Regions from separate parts of the Homo sapiens genome. Here all the other regions are linked to region 1. The links are chromatin contacts, found by Hi-C in ENCODE. All regions are on one chromosome and are shown on one strand. The core of a region is the stretch at or near the end of the contact, and the rest is flanking DNA. Distances in the headings are between cores, read along the strand shown.

Region 1 (4,860 bases), core at 1,024-3,523:
AGAGCAGACGTAAACGCTTATTTAAAAACTGCAATTCTTGTATACTGACTCACTGAATTTTTATTCTTAAAAAAGAATATTAGCCATGAAAGCTGCATCAACTATCCACTTCTGGAAAAGGAATTTATCATAGCCTCAATGTAAAAAAAAAGAAACTAAAAACATTTCCCCCTCTTTTCAAAATACAGGTCTTCTTTTAGCCATATGACCTTAAAGCAGGTCACATTTCCTCTCTGGAACTAGGTTTCCTAATATGTGTCAGGCCCTGTGGTAGGTGTTTTGCATATAATGTCTACTAAGATCTGTTATGCAGATAAAATGAAACAGAATTTATTAGCCCTTTCTTAGAGTAAACTAAAATTCAAAGGGGTTAGGAAACTTGCCCCAAATCACACAGCTAATAAATGGCATATCTGATACACTGAACTTTCCTCTAACTCCAAAGACCTTGCTCTTTCCACCATATTATCTTGTAAAATGAGGATATTCTCAATAATCTCTAAAGTTACTTTATGTGATAAAACATATATAATTCAGTAATCCATTACTCTTCCAAAACATGCACAGGAAAAAAAATTTATTTGTTGAACGTTATCTCACTACTTTGAACTTGCTGACACTTAAAAATAATTTTAGAATTTTAAAGTAGACATAACTCGTTGACAATCTATAATATTTCACTAGGTTTTTCATGGACTATATAACGCAAAGTGCTTAATAAATTTAAAAAATGGCAAATAAATGGTAAGAGATAGTATTTTCAACCAAAGTTTTTAACAAGTTCTAAAGTGTCTTTAAAAAATATATATGCAGTTTTTACTTTTCTAAATTTTATAGTCATTAGAACCCAATTTACCTGTTAATTTGAAAAACGACGCTTTAAAGTCACTTTGAAATATCTTGTTCTAAAATAAATTACTGCAGAATAAAGAAAGGATATGGGTTTTCTGATAGCGATTTCTAGTCTAATATTATATTCTGATTGTCACCGAAATCATTCGTTATCTCTTCAGAATATGCTACTTGAAACATCTTTTGATCGTAGACCAGTCTATGTTACTTATGGTGAAATTCACCTACATTAGCCCAACTGAAAGCCGAGCATTTAAACATTACGAGTATTGCTGTGCGGTATCGGAGAAATTGAGAACCATTCGGTGCTAAGGGAAACACTTTATTAGACTTGATGATCTACTAATTTAACAAGCATTTATTGAGCATCCCCTACATGCCAGGTACTGAAGTAGAAGTCGAATATAATACAATCTTTGGCCATTAAGAACATTACGTCCGGCCGGGCCCGGTGGCTCACGCCTGTAATCCCAGCACTTTGGGAGGCCGAGGCGGGTGGATCATGAGGTCAGGAGATCGAGACCATCCTGGCTAACAAGGTGAAACCCCGTCTCTACTAAAAATACAAAAAATTAGCCAGGCGCGGTGGCGGGCGCCTGTAGTCCCAGCTACTCGGGAGGCTGAGGCAGGAGAATGGCGTGAACCCGGGAAGCGGAGCTTGCAGTGAGCCGAGATTGCGCCACTGCAGTCCGCAGTCCGGCCTGGGCGACAGAGCGAGACTCCGTCTCAAAAAAAAAAAAAAAAAAAAAAGAACATTACGTCCAGCGGACTGAAACTCCAGAACGGCTACGATCTTCGCTGAAACTACTACTTACAGATACGAGAACTGGTGGACCACACTATCTCACCAGTTCATTCTCCTGTTTATCACCGGAATATCAAATCCAAAATCAAGAGTACCCAAGAGAGGAAAAAAGGCAGCTACTCCCGAGCAGTTGAGCTCAGAGAGTAACCCCCACTCCCACGTTACTGAGGGCTGTGGGGTCTCCCGGGTGGACCCCGCAGGGTCCCGCGAATTAGAGGGGCCCCGGGAGGCACCTTCAGAGCCGGCACCAGGCAGAGGCGGGGGCGGGGCAGGCCGGGACCGGCGTCTCCATGCCGGGCCTCGCTCACCTCTTCCACCTCGATCTCCTTGTAGTCGATCTCTTCAAAGTTGAGGACCTGGGAAGGGGCTTCGATCATCTCACCGGCCGAAGACGAGGAGGAGGAGGAGGCGGCAGAGGCTGTAGACATGATCCCTCGCGGCGCCCGGTGGGGCCGGGAACGGTGCCACCCGGACAATCCGGGTGAGACCCGCGCCCACCCGCCTCCGGACCGACCCTCAGCCTGGAGCCGCGCAGTCCTACTACCCGGCGATCCGTGGCGGGGGTAGAGGCAGCGGCCACAGCCGTGTCCGGCTCTGGCTCCGCTGCGTTTTCCGCCGACGGGCCCCGCCCACTACACTTCCGGTTCCGGGCTGAAATCGGAAACAGGAGGAGGGCCGTAAACTCCGGGGTAGGGGAGGGGAGAATTTTGTGACTTGGAAAGAAAAGGAGGGACAGGTTGGGGGTGGGGTGGAGTAAGCTAAGAAGCAAACTTGGACCTCTAGAACAAATTTCGCGAGACCTTTATTACAGGGCCTCAGCAACCGGATGATACCGCGAGAGAGGACGCCTGACGTAATTAAAGTGCGCGAACGGAAGTGGCGCGGAACATGACGGAAAATCAGTACGGTTGGTCCCTTAAGGACCAGCGGGAAAGATAAAAGCTGGGGTTTAGTCTGTGCTGCGTGAAATATGTCTTGGCCTCACTTCCTGTCCTCTGAGCTGCCTGCAGCCGGGCGAGGTGGTGTTGAACTGTGTTTTTTGTGACGAAGCTTACTTTTAAGTTTCATCCCTAAACTAAGTTGACCTGTTTCTTTAAGACGGCTTGCAAAATGTGTTTTCCTCAATGTGGGATATGGAAAGAAGCAGTTGCTCCTGTTATTTTGAGCTAGTACCTGACGCTATGAGAAATTCTAAAAGAGCGAATCAGATCATGCAACATGAATAACTATGGAGGCTGAGTGATCAAGAACAGAAGTTAATATTTTGGTGTTACAAACTTTCCACGGATTAGGTGAATAAGATATTTATAATTTGGTGTGTTCATCTCAAGTTATGGATTACGAGTGCGGGGCACTAGTGCTTTAGATTGGTAAATGAATCATCAACAGTCGCCTTGAAAATCGAATATTTTTGTCACCATTTTCAGGACATGAGAAAACACGCTGAGAGTTTAAAGCAATTATGGTCCTCACAAACTAGATCATTCTGTCCCCAAGATGGTCAGTATTGCTCATGTTGTACTACCAGCACAAGTTTTAGTTTTAAACTAACTGTTGAATTTTATATAGTCCGTTTGACATAAAGCCTAACTGTGGAATTATGTTAAACACATTTGGGATTGCAAATAGATCATTGGATTTGACCATCAAGAAGTTACAAACTCCTGGGAAACATTCTGTCACTTTTTATTCGTAGTTCTAGTGACACGCAGTGACAGTTTGATGAGTGGATAAAAAAATGAAAGAAACGATAATTTCTTTTCACTGTACACTCTCTCTTTGCATGCTCTTACCCAAGGTCTCTGTTTCTCATACTATTTTTATAATGATGACTCCTAATCTCCAAATACTCAAGATTTTTCCTGAATTCTGGACCTATTGGTCATCTCTACTTAGACAAACACCTAAACTTCAAGATACCACAGCAAATTCAAAAGTTGTCACCCACCACAAATATATTCCTATGTTATTTTCCTATGTCACTTAAGGATGCCATCACCCAGTTGGTTGTCCAAGTGAGAAATCAGGGCATGTGAAATGATGCGTGGTGCACTGATACCCAGTAGAAGCTGATATAATCAGTGGGACAGTCATTTTCACCTGTCATTCCCCTTGCATTTCCAAACAAGGATGGTCACTTCTTACCTTGTGCTATAACTCTGCAGGTCTATATCCGATTTCCTTTTAACACCTTGATCTTGCTGCCAGGTGGGAACTCAATAAATACTTAGATATTCTGTACAAATGAATAGCTTTTGTCAGTCCTCCCTTTCCCTGGAGTGTAAGATATGTTTCCTGTACCTTCAGTTTAGGACTGGAATCTTGACAAAGGACTAATTAATTACCACAGCCATGATGCAGTTCTCCTGCTTGATTTTTCCCCCCAAAATTTTGTTACAAAAATGTCAAATATAGAGAAAAGTTGAAAGAATTTATGGTGAACACCTATATGCCCACCACCAGGATTCTACCTTTAACATTTTACTATACTTGCTTTATCATAATATACATATGTGCATCTCATCTCTCCATCCATATTTACATCCATCTACCATTTTGCTAGATGCATTTCAAAGTGAATTGATTACATGATTTTGAATATCTTCTACCCCAACACTTCTATGTTTTATCCACTGATTTGGACTTCTAATATTGATGCCAGTCTAAAATCAATTTTTGTCCAACTTGCTTGCAGATTACTTTTTTCTTTTTTGTCTGCCTGCGCCTTTTCCCTAGCTTCTAGTAATAGATGGAAAGTTTCATCAGTGTTTATGTCTCTGGGTTCAGTCATTCCCAAGGTCCAATCCATCTCTTACATTCTGTGATTTGGTTATGTGAGCTAGTAAATTACCATTTCATTTAAGCTGGTCCAAGTTGTATTTTTGTCACTTGTAACCAAATAATCCTAAGTAATAAAGTTTAAATGCAGAGGAATGATGGAGGGGAGCTGAACCTCTCTCAGTTCACTTCAATTTTGACTTTGCATTTCCTTTAACTTTCATGAATTAAGGATAGAAACTTGACCTCAGAATTTCATGTCAACTTCAGTCACCAGTCTGTGTGTCTCCACACGTTTCCGGATACATATCAAAACTATTTAAGTAAATTCCTTGAAGTCCCTCCGAGTTTGAGCACCCTCCACCATTCTCCCTCATGTCAGCACCCTAATAACTACTCTCTAACTTCCAACTCTGTCTTCAATT
Region 2 (4,860 bases), core at 647-3,146, 4.9 Mb before region 1:
CTACTATAAAAATACTCAAAAAAGTCACATGGCCTGTTCCCAACATTTAGCAGCTGTTGCTACTATCATATACTTATCCATCAGGCCAGCATGCAAGCCAGCCTTTAGCTCCTAACCTTCTCTTCTTCCCTCCCTCTATACATCTTAACCTCTACTTCAAACTTAAATTAACCAACTATCACAACAAGCAAAACTCCAGTACCCACACTTATTGGAAACCACAAAAAGTTGCTATTTTAGCTCAAAGCCAGAAATCCAATAGAAAAATTTCATAATGTAATTTTGCAAGTGTTAGTTCTTACCTGCAACGTAAATTTCATCTAGTTTTTCAGCAACTTTCTGTGGTAAACCAGCATCAAGCAATGTCTGAAAATTTTCTGAATGGATAACTGCAGAAGTAGTATCCATGGGCTCTTCAGTACCATTTCCATTAACATGTTCTGTAGCCATGTTTCCAGAGATCTGTTCAAACGCAATAAGCAAAATTAAACTAGGATCTTCAAAAAGAATACAAGACAATATGAGAGCCCCATCTTTACTTTCTCTACCATTTACTACACCAGCTAGCCTATACCTCCCTTTAAAAAAGCCTTACAGTCACTATCGCCTGACAAGCCAGATTTGGAGCACAGGGCACAGAAGGACCGATTCACCATATTCTTCCTCAGCACCACCCCTGACTCACCTGCTAACACTCCCTAGGAAAAACCATATTACAAATAGAGCCCAATCAGCACGGGTACGAGCCAGCGTGCCACATGCAGCTGTGCCCGTTCGGAAAATGAGGTGTGTGTGGAGAAAGCAAAACTGGGCTCCTCTCTCTCAAAGATAAACCCCCAAAGTGCGCGCTTTTCCCGCCTGCCGCTTATAGATCGGTAACAACAGCCAGCGAAGAACAAAGCGCTCATACAAGCCACCTTCCCACCACCCAATTTCTCCACCCTTTAACCCCGCACCCCAAAGCCCGCCCCTGACTCCGCACCCAGAGCGGCAGTCTCACCACTGCGGCCGCCAGGAGCCCATTAGAAACACGTGCTCTGCGCCTTCCAATGTCCTACAACTTCCTTCAACGGCAACCCAACGAATCCCAAACCAAGACGACCATCACTGGTTCCCAACATCAACCCGAAGCCGCGGTCGGAGCCCCCAGAAAGCTGCAGCAGCACAATCTCTCCCCTGAACACCGAGGCACCGGCGGCGCCAGGCCACAGGCTCTCCCCGCCCCCCAGCGCCGCCGTCTCCGCCGTGACACATGGCTCTCCGCCCCTGGCGCTCCCCGGGCGCCGACGACCCCCGGCCGCCCGCCCGGCCGAGACGTGACCCGTGGCGCGCTGTGCAGGTCCCCACCCCTTACCCTTCCGTGCAGTGACTGCGACGCCTGCCCGGCAACCCAGCAGCGTGAGGGCGTTCAGCGGACGGCTCAACGCCCGCGGGACCGTGAGCACCGCCCAAGCTCGCCGCACGGCTGCAGGACAAGACCCACTCCTCTCCGCCCACTCCCGCGCCGCGGCGACCGCCACGACAGCACCAACTCTGAAGCCGCTCGCGGTCCGTGCGGGCCACGGGACCGTGGAGGCGCCTCCTCCCAAAGCGCCGCAGACAAAGCCCGAACCGCAGCAGCACATGGAAAGGAGGAAGTGGCGGCGCGGGCCGCGGCCTACTCCCAGGCAGCCCCAGTCAACGTGCTCTTCTCCCCATTGGAATCCATTTTCCAGAAAAGCCGGTTTCTACCCGCGCCACCCTCCCCCAGCTCACTCCACAATGTCATGGAGCTCCCCTCCCACACCCAGGTTCTGGCAGTCGTTACCTCCCCGTTGGGCTGAGGCGGAGAAATCCTGTCCGATGGTATCGGGTTGCGGGAAACGCGTGCTCGCTGCTCCCTGTGTCCGGCGCGAGTGGAGCTGTTGTAAAATGGCGGCCGAAGCTCACGCCGCTGGCAGCAAACCCGATCCAGTTCCACTCGCCTCCGAGCGCGCTCCCGGTGCGCGCGCGCGCCCCCGCGTGACCCCCCCTTCCCTTCCCTTCCCTTCCCTCCCCTCCCTCGCGCGTCCGCTTCACTCACTCCCTCAGCCCCTGCCCTCCTCCAGCTCCTCCTTCTCCCCCTACCACCACCACCACCACTAGCCTCTGTCCGCCTTCTCTCGGCCTTTCTTATTCCCGCCCCCCGCTCCTTTACCCCACTGCTCCCACTCCCCTCTGCGGTCGCTCAGGCACGAGTGGCCGCCTTTCCCCTTCTGGCTCGCACGCTCCCTCACTCCCTCCCTCGCTCGCTCGCACTCTCGGCCCGGTCCCCCAGTCCCTGCCGAGTCGGCTCCTCTCTTTCTCTCTCCCGCGCTGACGTGACAACGTAGCCTACGCCTCGGGACGCGCGCCCGCGGGCTCCGCCCCCACGCCGCGCCGCCTTCCCCGCTCCTCACCCCTTGGGTTGGGGGTGGGGGAGGCACAAGACCCCGCCCTTCCGCTCCGACGGTGGCGGCCGAGGGGCCGAGACTGAATGAAAGGCCCGCCCCTTCCCCTCCCGACACTCCCCCTCCCTCTCCCCTCCAGGCGGGGCGGGCCGGCTCAGCGTGTCCCACTCGTTTTCCTTTGTCAGGAGACTGGCATCTCCCCACCCCGCCCCACCCCACCCCCTCCCCGCGACACCATGCGCACGCCACCCCCACCGAGCTCCCGCCCGCCCCATCCCTGCCCGGTCCGGGGCTGGCGGGGCAGAGTGCTGTGGGCGCTGAGTGCGACTGCCGCTTCCCGGAGGGCACCCACCGGTCTGTGCGCGCCCGGCCCCCGCCCCCGGCTCCGCGGCCGCGTAGCCGTTCCAGGCGGTGTCCACGCCGCTGCCACCGCCCCGCGCTCTCCTCCTCGGGAAGCTGCAGGCGCACGTGTCCCCCGGGGCGGGGCGAGGCAGACAATGGGGCCAAGGGGGAGGGGAGCGGCGCGGAGACCCGCGGACCTTTGGTCCGCCGGACTGGCGGTACTCGAGTGCGAGAGTCGCCCTTGGAGACTCGATCTCCCCAACTGGACAGTGGGCCCTCCTCGCAGCCGCGCGGCTCCGCTTTCACGGGAACCTTCGGCGAAGGGAGGGGCGCCCCAGGCTTGGACGCGGAAACCCCGGCTGCTTTTGAAGGGGGAACGGGGCTGGCTCCAGTGGAGCGAGGAGCGGCTCCTGCCTTGGGATGACACGAAGGCCAGATTTGGAAGCGAAACCGCCCGGTGGTGAAGGGTTGTGCAATACTCCGTTTCAGTCCCTGGCCTTTTAAGCAGTTAAGGGCTTCCTCCTGGCACAGTTTGAGCAACTTGAAACAGCACAAAGCTGCGTGGTTAGAACAACTTTGAGAAAAATGTCTGTGTTTCTTTTAAAAAAAACCTTGGCAACTAAATCTTCTGTGAAATGACGTTTCCTTTATAATCGTTTACTAGGTACAAGAAAGACAAGACAAAGGCATTTGAATTACAGACGCGATATGGATACTAATTTTATCCAGGGCAGCTGTAATGAAAAATAGAAACAATGTCCTTTTGATTAAAAAGCTTATTTTTAAGAGCTTACTGGTTCCCCAGATGAGCTCTGTGCTATGATAACAAATCAGTGGTTTGAGGAAAAGTTAGATAAACACTCTTCAAAGTGCACAAGCACATAAAATGCTAGATTATTTTCATAGCTACTTGGATCAGATATGAAGTATGTTTTAGCCAAAGCACCACATAGCCAACCTGTTTAGTAAGGATTTGAGATCTCCACCACCCCAGATTCCTTACTATCAAACATATGTGATATTCAGCTGCTTCAGCCATAGGGATTTTTGTTCACAATGCAGAGGTCGTGGTTAATGATATACATGAAAAACAAAATGTTTAATAGAAAACTATGAAAATAAGAGTCATACCATGGATTAAACAAGAATAAAAATTGGCCGGGCGCGGTGGCTCACGCCTGTAATCCCAGCACTTTGGAAGGCCGAGGCGGGCGGATCACAAGGTCAGGAGATCGAGACCATCCTGGCTAACACGGTGAAACCCCGTCTCTACTAAAAATACAAAAAAATTAGCCAGGCGTGGTGGCGGGCGCCTGTAGTCCCAGCTACCCTGGAGGCTGAGGCAGGAGAATGGCGTTAACCCGGGAGGCGGAGCTTGCAGTGAGCGGAGATCGCGCCACTGCACTCCAGCCAGGACGACAGAGCGAGACTCCGTCTCAAAAAAAAAAAGAATAAAAATGAGTCTGAAACATGTAACACTTTGTTTAGACCTTCCTGGGTATTAAAAAAAATTTTTTAAAGTGCCTTAACCTGGGCAAAGCTCCCAAATTAAAATCTCTAGCTGTTCTCTGACATCTAATTCCTTTCTCTAGCCACGCCCTCAATGTTTATGTGGGCTTTCTGGCACTCCAGATGGGCATTTCAAGAAACTGAGCACGTGATCTTCCCCCAGTCTTCCGTCTACAGAGTTCCCATCTCAATTAACATCCCCCACATGAATTGCTGGAGCGGATCATTCAAGGCACTTCCTTCTCTACACTGCCATATCAGTTAATCAAGTCCTATCAATTCTGTCTCCCAAATATATCTCCATTTATCTCTATGTTGCAACCACCCAGGCAAAGCCACCATCATCTACCACCTGTACTAATGGCATAGCCTCCTGATTCATCCACTCTTACAGCTGTCCTAATCTGTTCAAAGCCCAAGTCATCTGTCTTTCTGTATGACTCTCTGTCTCCTGTGTAGGCTCTCTCCCTCCCTTGACCTTCTCTATCTTAATTGCAAGTAAGATCCTATGGCGTGTCTGCTTAAAACCCTTCATTAGCTTCCAATTACACTTAGAACAACAGCCAAAATCCTTAACTAGATCAACAAAGCTCTCTAAGAT
Region 3 (4,860 bases), core at 1,309-3,808, 3.3 Mb before region 1:
GGGGGAGTGGGAAATGGGGATTTTTAGCGGGTACAAAAGTATAGTCAGATAAAATGAATAAGATCTAGTATTTGATAGCACAACACGGTGACTACAGTCAGCAATAGTTGATTGTACATTTAAAAATAACTAAGGGTATAATTGGAATGTTTGTAACATAAATGATAAATCCTCGATGTGGTGGATACCCCATTTACCCTGATGTGATTATTATTCATTGTATGCTTGTACCAAAATATCTCATGTACCCCATAAATACATACACATAAATATTAAAAATTTTTAAAAATTAAACCTCAAATCAAATGTGAAGTTAATTTGGCTTGGGAGAAAAAGTTTTAAATTCGAAACATATTTACCAAAGCTTTACATAAACCCATGCCAAAATATTGGTACCTTCTATTCCAACTATTCTGTTCATTTTAATATAACTTGTGTAAACCAGAAAGTCTATGAGATAGGTCTCAATCAATTTAGAGGTTTATTTCACCAATGTTAAGGACCATGGCCTGTGACACAGCCTCAGGCAGTCCTGAGAACATGTGCCCAAGGTGGTCGGGCTACAGCTTGATTTTATACATTTTAGAGAAATGGAAGTTACAGGCAAAGACATGTATCAATACATGTAAGGTATACATTGGTTTGGCCCATCTCAAAGCAGCGTGGGGGTGGGCTTCCAGGTCAAAGATGAATTCAAAGATTTTTCACATTTTCAATTAGTTGAAAGAGTTAAGCTCTGCCTGAAGATGTGAAGCCAGCTGGAGTTAAGGTAAGCGGGGGTGTTGTGGCAGCCAAGGTTCTCCTTATGTAGATAAAGCCTCCGGGTAGCTGGCTTCAAAGAATAGATGTGAATGTCTCTTATCAGACCTTAAAAGATGTCAGACTCTCTGGAAAAGACCTAGTAAGGGGCCAGGCACAGTGGCTCACGCCTGTAATCCCAGCACTTTGGGAGGCCGAGGTGGGTGGATTGCCTGAGGTCAGGAGTTCGAGACCAGCCTGACCAATATGGTGAAACTCTGTCTCTATTAAAAATGCAAAAATTAGCTAGGCTTGGTGGCATACACCTGTAGTCCCAGCTACTCGGGAGGATGAGGCAGGAGAATTGCTTGAACCCAGGAGGTGGAGGTTGCAGTGAGCCGAGATCATGCCACTGCACTCCAGCCTGGGTGACAGAGTGACACTCCGACACTCCATCTCAAAAAAAAAAAAAAAAAAGATCTAGTAAGGGAAAGAGATTTTCTATAGAATGTAAGTTTTCCCCAACAAGAGACAGCTTTGCGAGGCCATTTCAAAATAGTCAAATAAATATATTTTGGGGTAACATATTTTTATTTCTTTCAGGTCCCACTATGTGTCACGTGATGTTATTCCAGAGTCAGGTTGGAATTTTCTTATTGCTACAGTATATTTTACCAGTCTTACGATCTCCGTTTTAATGTTAATGCTGGTCAGTTGTGTCTAACCTCCAACGGGAGGAAGGTATAATGAGGCATATCCAACCGCCCACCCCTTCCCATCAGGGCCTGAACTCATTTTTCAGGGTTTTTTTGAGATTACCTTGGCCAAGACAGAGGTCCATTCCTTTCAGGGGTGGGTTGGTGATGGTGGTGCTTAGAATTTTATTTTTGGTTTTTGTATTAGTCTCTTCTCACACTGCTAGAAAGAACCACCTGAGGCTGGGTAACTTATAAAGAAAAGAGGTTTCATTAGCTCACAGTTCCACAGGCTGTACAGGAGGTATGGCTCCAGAGGCCTCAGGAAACTTACAATCATGGTGGAAGAGGAAACAAGCACGTCTTACCGTGGTGCAGGAGAGAGAGAGAAAGAGAGAGAGTGTGAAGGGGGAAGTGCTACACTCTTATAAACAAACATCTTCTGAGAACTCCATCATGGGAATGGCAAGGGGGAAGTCGGCCCCATGATTCAGTGACCTCTCACCAGGCCCCTCCTTCAACACAAGGGGGCTATTATTCCATATGAGATTTGGGTGGGGACACAGAGCCAAACCACATCAGTTTTCACGTGTATCCCAACAAACTTAAACATCAGCAAAGTATGTGCAAACCAGCATCCCTATATCTATTCTTGTCTCAACTGCACCTGCATACATCCTGCATCTTGGACTCTCAAGGCCCTAACGTAATGGCAGAGTATTAACTCTACACTTAAATGACTGTTCCCCTAAAGTAGGGGTAGGAAGAAATCAGATCTAGCTTTCTTTCCCAAATCAGAATGCTTTCCACTTTCATGAAATAAACATACTTCTAGGAGATGTCTCCTTTTATTTATACAAACATACACACCGAACTGGAACGTAATTTGAAGTTGGGAGGTGGAAAACTAAAGGTCAAAAAGGGAAGAAAGCAAAAACGTCCCTTGCACACTTCAGCCCGCAGACCCCAAGGAGGGGCGCGAGGTCCTCAGAACCGGAAAGGCTAGCACTGGATGGGTCCCCGCAGCCCCGCGCCGCTGCGCCGCAGCCTCCGGAAGACAGGGGACGCTGTGGCGCCGGGCGGGGCGCCCTCCGCCGCTCTCTCTAGCAGGCGGGGCGGCGAAGCGGGGCGGGGCGTCTCGGGCGAGGAGAGGAGGTGACCCCGCGAAAGGTAAGCGGCGGCTTCGGTGGTGTTGAGTGGCTGGGCGCCGGCCTGGAGGGGCCAGGGCGGCCGCACCATCACGCTCCCGTCTCTGCCCTTCCCAGCTGCCCTGCCGGTCTCCCTCCCAGGGAGGGAGCGTCCTCTCGGATAGCCCAAATCTTTGCCTCTCCGTGGACTCCCTGTACCCGCACCCCAAGTCGGTGAAGCTCTCTGGCCCCACAGAGCCCATTTCCCGTACTCACCTTGCGGGCTCCAGTTTGTTCGGTGCTTCATCCATGGACACCCCCACCCCGAGAACTCTCTCGTTTCCTGCAGTTTCTTAGTGTCTTGGCTCACCAGACTCATAGGGGAACATGGTGGTGTTTTGAGGAGACGCCGCTTTTCTTTTGTCATAGTGCGGACACTCGTGCTTTTTCAGCCCTGCAACACAATGTGTAGAACTTAACGGAATGAAGTTTTCTTTTGGAGGCTTCCAATGCGTCTGTCTTTGAGTAAGCCTTCGGCACCGAACAGTAGTCCATGACATTGGGGGAAGCCAGATGAGACTCAGATTGTCAGTACTCAGGCTGTCGCCAGCAAAGCCTTTCCCCTTTTTTCAGAGACAGTACTACATCCAAGAGGTGGAAAGATACTTTTGTTTTGTTTTGTTTATTTATTTATTTGTTATTATTATAAGTTTTAGGGTACATGTGCACAATGTGCAGGTTAGTTACATATGTATACATGTGCCATGCTGGTGCGATGCACCCACCAACTGGACATCTAACATTAGGTATATCTCCCAATGCTATCCCTCCCCCCTCCCCCCACCCCACAACAGACCTCAGAGTGTGATGTTCCCCTTCCTGTGTCCATGTGTTCCCATTGTTCAATTCCCACCTATGAGTGAGAATATGTGATGTTTGCTTTTTTGTTCTTGCGATAGTTTACTGAGAATGATGATTTCCAATTTCATCCATGTCCCTACAAAGGACATGAACTCATCATTTTTTATGGCTGCATAGTATTACATGGTGTATATGTGCCACATTTTCTTAATCCAGTCTATCATTGTTGGACATTTGGGTTGGTTCCAGGTCTTTGCTATTGTGAATAATGCCGCAATAAACATACGTGTGCTTGTGTCTTTACAGCAGCATGATTTATAGTCCTTTGGGTATATACCCAGTAATGGGATGGCTGGGTCAAATGGTATTTCTAGTTCTAGATCCCTGAGGAATCGCCACACTGACTTCCACAATGGTTGTACTGGTTTACAGGCCACCAACAGTGTAAAAGTGTTCCTGTTTCTCCACAGCCTCTCCAGCACCTGTTGTTTCCTGACTTTTTAATGATTGCCATTCTAACTGCTGTGAGATGGTATCTCATTGTGGTTTTGATTTGCATTTCTCTGATGGCCAGTGATGGTGAGCATTTTTTCATGTGTGTTTTGGCTGCATAAATGTCTTCTTTTGAGAAGTGTCTGTTCATGTCCTTCGCCCACTTTTTGATGGGGTTCTTTGTTTTTGTCTTGTAAATTTGCTTGAGTTGATTGTAGATTCTGGATATTAGCCCTTTGTCAGATGAATAGGTTGTGAAAATTTTCTCCCATTTTGTAGGTTGCCTGTTCACTCTGATGGTAGTTTCTTTTGCTGTGCAGAAGCTCTTTAATTAGATCCTATTTGTCAATTTTGGCTTTGGTTGCTATTGCTTTTGGTGTTTTAGACATGAAGTCCTTGCCCATGCCTATGTCCTGAATGGTAATGCTTAGGTTTTCTTCTAGGGTTTTTATGGTTTTAGGTCTAACGTTTAAGTCTTTAATCCATCTTGAATTGATTTTTGTATAAGGTGTAAGGAAGGGATCCAGTTTCAGCTTTCTACATATGGCTAGCCAGTTTTCCCAGCACCATTTATTAAATAGGGAATCCTTTCCCCATTGCTTGTTTTTCTCAGGTTTGTCAAAGATCAGATAGTTGTAGATATGTGGCGTTATTTCTGAGGGCTCTGTTCTATTCCATTGATCTATATCTCTGTTTTGGTACCAGTACCATGCTGTTTTGGTTACTGTAGCCTTGTAGTATACTTTGAAGTCAGGTAGTGTGATACCTCCAGCTTTGTTCTTTTGGCTTAGGATTGACTTGGCGATGTGGGCTCTTTTTTGGTTCCATATGAACTTTAAAGTAGCTTTTTCCAATTCTATGAAGAAAGACATTGGTAGCTTGATGGGGATGGCATTGAATCTGTAAATTACCTTGGGCAGTATGGCCATTTTCACAATGTTGATTCT

Evidence for each region. A loop is a pair of places that touch in the nucleus more often than their neighbours do. Pooled maps may share reads with other maps.
Region 2: a pooled map shows a loop between it and region 1 (22-fold over the local background). The contact joins the promoter of SYNCRIP here to the promoter of MAP3K7 in region 1. A Hi-C loop is called at or near these places in 7 of 50 pooled maps.
Region 3: a map of B cell shows a loop between it and region 1 (16-fold over the local background). The contact joins the promoter of SMIM8 here to the promoter of MAP3K7 in region 1. A Hi-C loop is called at or near these places in 3 of 168 maps with a recorded cell type or tissue (B cell and CD8-positive, alpha-beta T cell) and 6 of 50 pooled maps.

The regions. Positions count from the first base shown.
Region 1 is chr6:90,584,799-90,589,658 of GRCh38, forward strand. MAP3K7 (mitogen-activated protein kinase kinase kinase 7) reads right to left here and starts at 2,274. Exons shown (of 17, transcript NM_145331.3): 1 at 1,966-2,274. The coding sequence starts at 2,085. It overlaps LOC124901363 (a long non-coding RNA gene), which reads left to right and starts at 1,996. Exons shown (of 2, transcript XR_007059680.1): 1 at 1,996-3,157. RefSeq lists silencers at 2,094-2,213, 2,210-2,406.
Region 2 is chr6:85,640,990-85,645,849 of GRCh38, forward strand. It overlaps SYNCRIP (synaptotagmin binding cytoplasmic RNA interacting protein), which reads right to left and starts at 1,897. Exons shown (of 11, transcript NM_006372.5): 1 at 1,808-1,897; 2 at 303-462. The coding sequence starts at 450. RefSeq lists silencers at 947-996, 1,217-1,366, 1,957-2,976.
Region 3 is chr6:87,320,030-87,324,889 of GRCh38, forward strand. It overlaps SMIM8 (small integral membrane protein 8), which reads left to right and starts at 2,559. Exons shown (of 4, transcript NM_001042493.3): 1 at 2,559-2,603. GJB7 (gap junction protein beta 7) reads right to left here. Exons shown (of 3, transcript NM_198568.3): 2 at 2,837-3,014. RefSeq lists a silencer at 2,381-2,670.